Linked DNA regions of Homo sapiens: region 2 is linked to region 1. A link is an interaction called in ENCODE POLR2A ChIA-PET data of the cell type or tissue named here. Cell type or tissue: PC-3. All regions are shown on one strand.

Region 1 (5,000 bases):
TTTTTCTTTTTTCTTTTCTTTTCTTTTCTTTTTTTTTTTTTTGAGACAGTCTCGCTCTGTCGCCCAGGCTGGAGTGCAGTGGCACGATCTTGGCTCACTGCAACCTCTGCCTCCTGGGTTCAAGTGACTCTCCTGCCTCAGCCTCCTGAGTAGCTGGGACTACAGGCATGCGCCACCACTCCCAGCTAATATTTTTTTTGGATTTTTGGAGACAGGGTTTCATCACATTGGTCAAGCTGGTCTCAAACTCCTGACCTCAAATGATCTGCCCACCTCAGCCTCCCAAAGTACTGGGATTACAGGCATGAGCCACCAGGCCCGGCCTTTTGTTTTGTTTTATATACCTTGGTGAGAGTCCCTTCAAGATCAAAACCTGACTAGTTTGTGGGATGTGCATGTCTGTAGTGCCCGTACAACTTCAGCAATTGTTTGAAAACTGTAGCCGTAGACAATGATGGTCTGTAAGGTTGAATCAAAACAAAACCCACAAACAGCTGTATTTTTATATCTAAATGTTACATAAAAAGCTGTTTGTGCTGTTAAAACTTTTACCATTAAAGGACAGAATAAGAGCACATTGGAGCAGACTGTTACCAAACTTTTTTTAGGGCATGCGTGCTAGCACTTTATGTACTTAGTCACTCATAAAGGCAATACCTGGTTCTTGTAAATTCTACAAATGGCCTCCCACTACTGCCAATTCAAAGTAAAAAACAAACAAAACACCCAGGTACTGCTGTACAGATTTCTTGAAGTAGCCTTTTTCCCAGCTTTGCACCCCACCTGAAGATCCTGTCCACTGCAGCTTGCAGGTGCCTATACAGTGTTTCCAGCTTCAGAACTACTTTTTTAAAAAACTCTTTTCTTCTTAATTGTGGTACGATACATATAAAAGTTTACCATTTTAACTGTTCAGTCACATTAAGTACATTCACATTGTTGTGCAACCATCACCACTATCCATCTCCAGAACTCTTCACCTTGCCTGAGACTCTACCTGTTAAACAGTAACTCCACCCGCAACCACCATTCTGCTTTCTGTCTCTGAATTTAACTACTTTAAATACTTCATATAGGTAGAATCATACAGTATTTGTCTTTTTGTGAATGGTTTATTTCACTTACCATAATGCCTTCAAGGTTCATGCAAGTTGTAGCACGCTTTGGAATTTCCTTCCTTTTAAGGCTGAATAGTATTTCGTTGTATGTATATACCACATTTTGTTTACCCATTCATCTGTGGATGGACACTTGGGTTGCTTCCACCTTTTGGCTATTGTGAATAATGCTTATTAATATGAATGTACAAATAAATACCTCTTTGTGTCTCAGGTTTCAGTGCCTTTGGATATATACTCACAAGTGGAATTACATGATAATTCTATTTCAGATTTTTTGAGTAACTGCCATACTGTTTCTCATATCAGCTGCACCATTTTATATTCCCACCAACAGGGCTCGGGGGCCCAATTTCTTCCTATCCTTATCAACACTTGTTTTTTTTTTTTTTTTTTTTTTAATAGTAGCTATCCTGCTGGGTGTGAGGTGGTATCTCATTGTGGTTTCTATTTGCATTTCCATAGTGATTAATGACACTGAACGTTTTTTTGTGTGCTTATTGGCCATTTGTCTATCTTCTTTAGAGAAGTGTCTGTTCAGATCCTTTTTTTATTTCTTAGTGGCGTTGTGTGTTTATTATTACAGTTTATGGTAGGAGTTCTTTATATTGGTAAGTGTATGAACCCCTTATCAGATATGATTTGCAGATATTTTCTCCCATTCTGTGGATTGCCTTTTAACCCTTTTTTGCCCTGTGATTCACAGAAGTTTTAAATTTTTATGTAGTCCAGTTTATCTGTTTTTTTCTGTTACATTTTCCCCAAAAAGTCATTGCAAAATCCAGTGTCATGAAGCTTTTATGTTTTCTCCCAAGAGTTTGATAGTTTTAGCTCTTATATTTATGTCTTTTGTACACTTTAAGTTTTTTTTTAACATGGTGTAAAGGTCCAACTTCTTTTGCATGTGATATCCAGTTTTCCTATCACCATTTGTTGAAAAGATTGTCCTTTCCTCATTGAATGGTCATGAAGAGGTTCTTTTAAACACAGATGACCCTGGGTTGGATCATACCTTAAGCCCTTTATTAACCAGTTCCTTAGTTGTCAATAAATGCCTTAGCAGAGAATTGACAGCTAAGTAAGATAAAGAGGCACTGAAAACAGAGAGGTGTTGAGTAGAGATATGGCAGGGCACCAAAGGCAAATTGTGTTTCAACCTTGCCTAGATAAGGGGTGGCCACAGGCTGCTTTCTTTGCATTTGTGTCATATTCATGAATTATGTTATGCTACTATAATGTGCACATTCATTCATTGCATATTCTTTGCATGTCAATTTGTAACTACATTCAGTAAATATTTCTTAGATAACTATTACATAAAGATAGGATAAACCTCTTTGGAATGCTTGTTCCCTGGTGCTGTAAAGAAGTAGCACTTGAACATAAATTTAATTTCCTCAGCAAGGCCATTTTTATACTTTCTGCAGAAAGGGTACACTCGCCAGCAGTTTTGCCATGAGAGTACACCGAACAAAGGAGACCGGGTCATTTATAACCTGATGCGTCCACCCTGCTGCTATGCCCGGTTTCCATTGGCTGGAACAGGACCTCACATTCTGTATTTGTTCTGATTGGCTAGCAACTTAGCCAATCTTGTTTTAAAAGAGGCAAAGGCAGAGGAGAACAAAGGAAGGAGGAAGTAACTTGTGGAATGTAGAGAAAGGTAAAAACACCTTCAAATAAGGAAGAGGAACAGGCTATGACCTAACGCTTGCTTGGACCAGTATAAGCTTGCCGGGGCAAATATTTAGGCTAAATTGTGGGAGCTAAGAACATAAAGTACATTGATTTCTTTATTACGGCTAGCAGATGTTTAAGAATGTTAGCACAGGTCTTTGAATAAATTTTGCTTCTAAGAGAAGTTACTATTTATTCCTAATTACACGGGGAGGAGAGTCTGAAGAGGAACCTCTACTTTGCTTTTTACAAATGTATACATTTATATATGACTGTATTAATAAAGACTGATTAAAAGCCACTCAAAATGAATTTCATTAGTTAATCAACAGACTTTAGAGTTACAGATATGTAACCATCAGATTAACACTGAACATTTGAACATTTTGTGGATATGTAGTGGAAGTTTTTCTAGTGTGTGATGAACTGTTTAGAACCTTGTAATGCTAGTAATTATTTTGTAAATAGATGAAATATCTTTTTTTTTTTTTTGAGATGGAGTCTTGCTCTGTTGCCCAGGCTGGAGTGCAGTGGTGCAATCTCGGCTCACTGCAAGCTCCACCTCCCGGGTTCACGCCATTCTCCTGCCTCAGCCTCCCACGTAGCTGGGACTACAGGTGACCGCCACCATGCCCGGCTAATTTTTTGTATTTTTAGTAGAGACGGGGTTTCACCGTTTTAGCCAGTATGGTCTCGATCTCCTGACCTCGTGATCTGCCCGCCTCGGCCCCCCAGAGTGCTAGGAAATATCATTTTTACATGAAAATGAATGTTCCTGGTGATAAACATAATTCTCGGGGTAGATAGTAAAATCTACCAATAACTATAGTAAAAAGAAAGCAGAATAAAGTTTAGAATGAACTGATAGTAGTGTGTTCCAGCAAAAGATAAAACATTAGGAAAAATGCATGCATAAGTAGTCTTGTTATATTTTTAAATAAGCATGTCCTTGATGAGACTCTTGATAGAGTTTTGAACATCCCTATTGAGAGAATGGAAAGAGGAAGTCTTGTGTAGGCATTCAGGATCCCTGGGCTCCTCATAGACAGAGCTGCTCTCCCATTTGCCTTAACCTTACCTCACCTGGCTAGTTGTTACTGCATGTTAGCACTGGGGACTGGACATGGCTGTATTGACAGCCTGTAATTCAGTTGGTCTTTATAATTTGATTACTTGAGTTTTAGCTGGTAGGTGAGTTTTAGCTTGTGAACCTTTCGAGGGTTGGGAGATTTCCACATGTGACTGTCTTACAGAGTCACATGGAAACAGAAAAGAACCAAGAAATTTTGTACTTAGTTTTTAGTTCATTACTCTTAGTTATCAGTCTTTTTCAAGTTGTCGTGCTTTTTCTTCAAGAACAATCTTGTTCAGACCCTAAACCTAAAACTTACGGGGGAAAAAAAGCATGGCTGCTAAAATTGAAGGTGGGCTTAGAGACTGGAACCTTGCTTGCTTGCTGTTTTTACCCCCAACTTTTTTCTTCTCCCCACCATATCCACCCTTCATCCAGTCATGGCCCCACAAAGATTCTGCAGTCGAACTTTGTTTTATAGATGAAGAAATGTTAGGCTCAGTGCTGTTAGACTCACTCTGAATCACATTGTTAGGCAGTCGTAGAATTGGGATTTGAGTCCGTATCTAGTCTACTGTTATCATTATGTTGTAGACCATGGATAACTGACTTAAAATAATGATGTTCTCTGTGTTATAGTTTTCAAAGGGTTTCCACGTGTGTAGTCTCACTCGATTTTCACTCTGTAGACTGGCAGAGTAGATTACTATAACAGTAGTTAATGTTTATTGAAGGTGTACCCTAAATGTTAAGGGTAAGGGTACTTTTGCATTCATGTATTCACTCTTCATCCGTTTTTTAAACTAATTTTTTGAAACACAGTAATTGGCTGCCCTGTTAAAGTTACTGGATAAGGAGAGATTGGCAGGTTATTTTAGGTTGTGAATCACAGTTTCAGAAACTGTTATCACATTCCTCAAGGTCATCAAGTTATGTGGAATTAAATTGGGAGCCTGGTCTGCAAGAGTTCCTCTGAAAACTAGAAGGCAATTTTTGTTTACAAGTCTAGCTTGATAATTGGATGGTTTGTCAATACAGGGCAGTCACTTCTTAGTGAGTAGGTTTAGTCAAGAGGACACATTGTAATTCAGGAGGTTGCTTGGAACAGGATAAAAACAGAGGGAGTGTGTTAT
Region 2 (5,000 bases), 200 kb after region 1:
ACAACGATTCCCATGGAATCATTACTGATTGGTTCCCTAAGAGGATGTTTAGTTTGAATTGCACCTCTCAGTCTGCATGCCATGGCCATACTATGTTCAGCTGGTCTGAACAAAATGGTCAGATGGTAGAAATGGTAAGAAGTATGGCAAGAGTTCCTATTATCTGGAAACATGGTGGTACAGTGGCACCTCAAACTCAAATGATATGGCCCATTCTAGGAGCTAAACATCAGGATTTGTGGAAACTATTAATGGCTCTTAATAAGATCAAAATTTGGGAAAGAATAAAAAAGCATCTAGAAGGACACTCTACAAACTTGTCGTCAGATATTCCAAAATTAAAAGAACAAATATTTAAAGTATCCCAGGCACACCTGACCTTAATGCCAGGAACTGGAGTGCTTGAAGGAGCTGCAGATGGATTAGCAGCTATCAACCCATTAAAATGGATAAAAACACTTGGATGCTCTGTGATTTCAATGATGATTGTGTTATTAGTCTGTGTTGCTTGTCTTTGTATAGTCTGCAGATGCAGATCCCAGCTCCTGTGAGAAGTAGCTCACCGTGACAAAGCCACCTTTGCTTTTATCGTCTTGCAAAAACAAAAAGGGGGACAGGTGGGGAACAGGCCCCCAAATCTGGCCATAAACAGGCCCCAAAACTGGCCATAAACAAAATCTCTGCAGCTCTGTGAGATGCTCGTGATGGCTATGACGCCCACGCTGAAGGTTGTTGGTTTACCGGAATGAGGGAAAGGAACACCTGGCCCACCCAGGGTGGAAAACCGCTTAACACATTCCTGAACCACAAACAATAGCATGAGCGATCTGTGCCTTAAGGACATGTTCCTGCTGCAGATAACTAGCCAGAGCCCATCCCTTTGTTTCCCGTTTTAGTTAACCTATAATCTATAGAAATAATGCTTATTACTGGCTTGTTCTCAATAAGCATATGGGTAAAACTCTGTTCGTGGCTCTCAGCTCTGAAGGCTGTCAGCCCCCTGGTTTCCCACTCCACACACTATATTTCTGTGTGTGTGTCTTTAGTTTGTCTAGCGCCACTGGGTTAGGGTCTCCACGACCAAGCAGGTCTCGGCAGAACCCGTGAGCACCCAGTGATTTCTCACACAACACCTTCCTTGTCCCATCAAAATGTACCTTTCCTGCTGCTGTCTTCTCTGTGTCACATGCCCACTCTCTAACTAACCTAAGAGGGAAAAATAGTGAGAGACAAAGGAAGAGAAAGAGAGAGAGAGAGAGAGAGAGAGAGAGAAAGAGAGAGAGCGCTTAAACGCACCAATGGGCTAATACGAATCGCAGTTTCCTTTTCTATAAAGTAAAAATAAAACTATCTAGAAGCAGTCAAATTAAATCAAACTACATTTAGGCCTGCAGTTGAGAAAAATACTCAGGTTACCTCAGAGGATGGTGATTAGCTGTAAAGATTCATAAGGGAAGTGAGTGAGAAAGCATTGGAAGCCACCTCAGCAGAGGGTGAGTAGGTGGCATGAGGACCTAGAATGTTCTCCAGGAGACCTCCTAGTGGCCTAGGGGCAGCTCTTGGTGGCCTTTCCTGAGACTCGGGAAGTCTCCATTCTGTATTGATAATGACCACTTCTAACAGCCAAGTGACTTTCTGAGTACTCTCTGGTCTCCTGTGGGTGTGCACTCATGGCTTCTCCTGCCTTAAGGCTTCTGCTTACTGTCCCCTCTCAGAGGTCTTTCTGCTTTGGGCTCCTTTACTGCACATGTCCTTCTCTGTGTCTTACATTCAAACTCTCCAATCAGAGATTCTTGGATCACTTTCTGGCACAATCACCCACAGAATGTTCCAAACTTGCCCCTTCCCCTGGCCCATGTAAGCCATTCTTCGAGCTGTATCAGGGTTAAACTGACACCCTTCCATGTTTATCCAACTTGGTTTTCCCCATGTGTTTTCTCGCTTCATTTTCAGCCCACAGTCATTTAAGAGCACCCGGGTAGGCCAAGTGCTATGCTAAGAACAGGGGACATAAAACTGAATATGACAGAACATGAATTGACAATCTATTGGCAAAGCCACCTAGAAAAAAGTATGATGCTGTATTCATTTCCTAGGACTGTCATCACACATTGCTGAAAACTGGATGGGTTAAAACAATGGAAATGTATTATCTTTCAGTTTTGGAGGTTAGAAATTAAAAATCAAGGTGCCAGAAAGGCCATACTCCTGAAAGCTCTAGGGAAGAATCACCCCTCAGCTCTTCCTACCTTCTGGTGTTGCCAGCAATCCTTGGCACTCCTTGGGTGGTAAACACATCTCTCCAATCTCTGCCTCCAACACCACACAGCCTTCGTTATGTATTCCCCTGTGTCTTCACTTGGCCTCCCTTTAAGGATGCTAATCGTTGGATGTAGGCCCCACCCTAATCTGGTTGGACCTCATCTTGATTACATCTGCAAAGACCCTGTTTCCAAATAAGGCCACATTCATTCAGTTTTCTGGTGGATATGAATTTCAGGATGACTCTATTCAACCCAGCACAGGTGGTCACAGGTATACTGGTGCATGGATGTCCAGGGGTGACTGAGGAGGTCAATTCCTTTTCTCCTCCTCAAGTGGTGGCTACATACCAGGCTGATCTAGTCATAGAAGGTGGAGCATGACTGAACAGCATAGAGGGAGGAGAGGGCAATCAAGAGTTGCTGTTGTTGAAGTGTGGATATATAGGACAGGCACAGTGATAGGTCCCTATACAGAATATTAAATTTAACTCACACAAAAGTACTGAAAATATGTCATAGTATTCTGGTTTGGTAGGTGAGGAAATAGAGGCCCAGAGGTGTTAAGTCAGTTGCTCAGGGTCAAACAACCAGTTACGGGCAGAGCCAGGTTTGAACTGAGACTTAAGACAAATGCTTCAAGGGAGCTTGGAGCTGATATGACCTGGTATAGCACAGTTTCACATAGTCCAAAATATTCCCTCCATAGACAGGAAAAAAAAAAAAACTATGTTAGGCCACATCTTTTCCTTAGGACATCAAAAGCTCACATTACAGTCACTATTTAAAACTCTCTGGTCCAAGCAGGTGCTGGTATCCTTGGCTGGGAGACCTGAAGACAGATCATATCCCAGGCTCTTTGCAGACATTCCCTACCACCATCCCAGAGCCTGGTAGCCCGGATGGATGGCTAGTCCCAGAAGGGAAATAACAATCACTGCAGTTCAGCTCTCAGGAAGCCCATCCTTAGGGGAAGGGGAGAACACCACATCAAGGGATCACCCCATGGGACAAAATAATCTGAACAGCAGCCCTTGAGTTCTAGATCTTTCCACTGAAATAGTCTACCCAAATGAGAAGGAGCCAGAAAAGTAATTCTGGTAATATGACAAAACAAGTTTCTATAGCAACCCCAAAAGATCACATTAGCTCTCCAGCAATGGATCGAAACCAAAAAGAAATCTCTGAATTGCCAGATAAAGAATTCAGAAGGTTGATTATGTGAACCCTGAAAATCTGAGACAGGTTTCAGTTAATTTAGAAAGTTTATTTGGCCAAGGTTGAGGACATGTGCCCGTCATACAGCCTCAGGAGGTCCTGATGACATGTGCCCAGGGTGGTCAGAGCACAGTTTGGTTTTATACATTTTAAGGAGACATGAGACATCAATCAACATATGTAAGATGAACATTGGTTTGGTCTGGAAAGGCGGGAGAACTCGAAGCAAAGGTGGGACAACTCAAAATGGGGAGGGGGCTTCCAGGTCATATGTAGATAAGAGAGAAATGGTTGCATTCTTTTGAGTTTCTGATTAGCTTCTCCAAAGGAGGCAATCAGATATGCATTTATCTCAGTGAGCAGAGGGGTAACTTTGAATAGAATGGGAGGCAGGTTTGCCCTAAGCAGTTCCCAGCTTGACTTTTCTCTTTAGCTTAGTGATTTTGGGGGCCCAAGAAATTTTCCTTTCATATTTCCCTGCTTTTCTTATTAAAAATCTTTTGGAGAAAGCATTTTAGAAGAAAATGAGTCTGTGGTCTCAGGTTTCATCTGATCTCTCCTGGTTGGGATGGTTTATTCCTAGATGGGTAGGTCCTGAGTTATTAGGAAAGCTCATTTTTACAAGGTTGTGAAGTCTCATGTCCTTTGAAGAGAAAATAAGGGGAGGAAGCGAGAAAAACAATAACAGGCAAAAGAACAATCCTGGCAAATCGATATAGGCCACATAACTCTGAAGTCCATACATCAGTAGGCAGTTATGAAAGTGGTTGTATGCACATAGGTTGTACATAGGATGTACATATGTACATCATGTATGTACATAGGTTGCTGTTATTTTCCTCTGAAGTTTAAGTTGTCTGGCTTCAGTTCACAGGAAAGCACAGTTTAGTTTTCAGTGACTCCAAATTAGGAAAAATGGGGAAAAAAAGAAGAGAAAAAAATGAAAACATTATTTTGAAGATGAAGACTTGTAGCCAAGAAAAATTAGAATTCAATCCAAACTGTAGAAAATAATAAAAATTGAAAAACATTAGGGAAGACTAGAATCTAACAACAGGTGTACTATAGTTTTTGAAACATAATTTTTCTCTCCAGTTTCCCATTTTTACTAAAGACAAATCATGGTAAGATTGGTTTGCTTTCTTATACTTGGCCTAATTATTTGTATACAGTGCAGCAAAAATATTTACATAGGCTTATAAATTGGCTTTGATGGAACTTTGTTCCATAGAAGGAATCTCAGATAAGACTTTTTAAAAGCCAAGTCCAGCCATGGATTTGTACCATCAAATGCCTGTGAGTTGAGTAAATTCCTCTTCTCTTGAGGTCCCAAGATAAACCTGGGGCTCCTGGGCCTGTCAGAAGGTGACATTCTTTACTTGCCACAGGTCAGGAACCCTATACAGGGACGGTGTAGACAAAGGTATGAGGTCAGTTTTTCCAAGGGGCTTTTAGTGACTCCATAAGTCAAGTTTGATTCCTTAAAGGAAAGCATGCCATCCCTGTCAAAGCCTTGGTAAA

What was found. ChIA-PET counts read pairs that join two places held together with the same protein. Peaks named below come from ENCODE experiments on the same cell type or tissue, not always from the same donor. Only the 100,000 strongest peaks of a DNase experiment are listed, where the experiment ranks them.
Region 2: POLR2A ChIA-PET joins it to region 1 with 9 read pairs; 2 of 35 experiments call an interaction of 5 or more read pairs at or near these places.

The regions. Positions count from the first base shown.
Region 1 is chr2:99,468,408-99,473,407 of GRCh38, reverse strand. All of the region lies in intron 1 of REV1 (REV1 DNA directed polymerase), which reads left to right. Among named protein-coding and RNA genes, the nearest start is that of REV1, 19 kb to the left of the region's middle. In PC-3, no CTCF peak of the experiment used is centred here; no DNase peak of the experiment used is centred here; H3K27ac peaks cover 1,861 bases.
Region 2 is chr2:99,266,778-99,271,777 of GRCh38, reverse strand. No RefSeq gene overlaps it. Among named protein-coding and RNA genes, the nearest start is that of LYG2, 14 kb to the right of the region's middle. In PC-3, no CTCF peak of the experiment used is centred here; no DNase peak of the experiment used is centred here.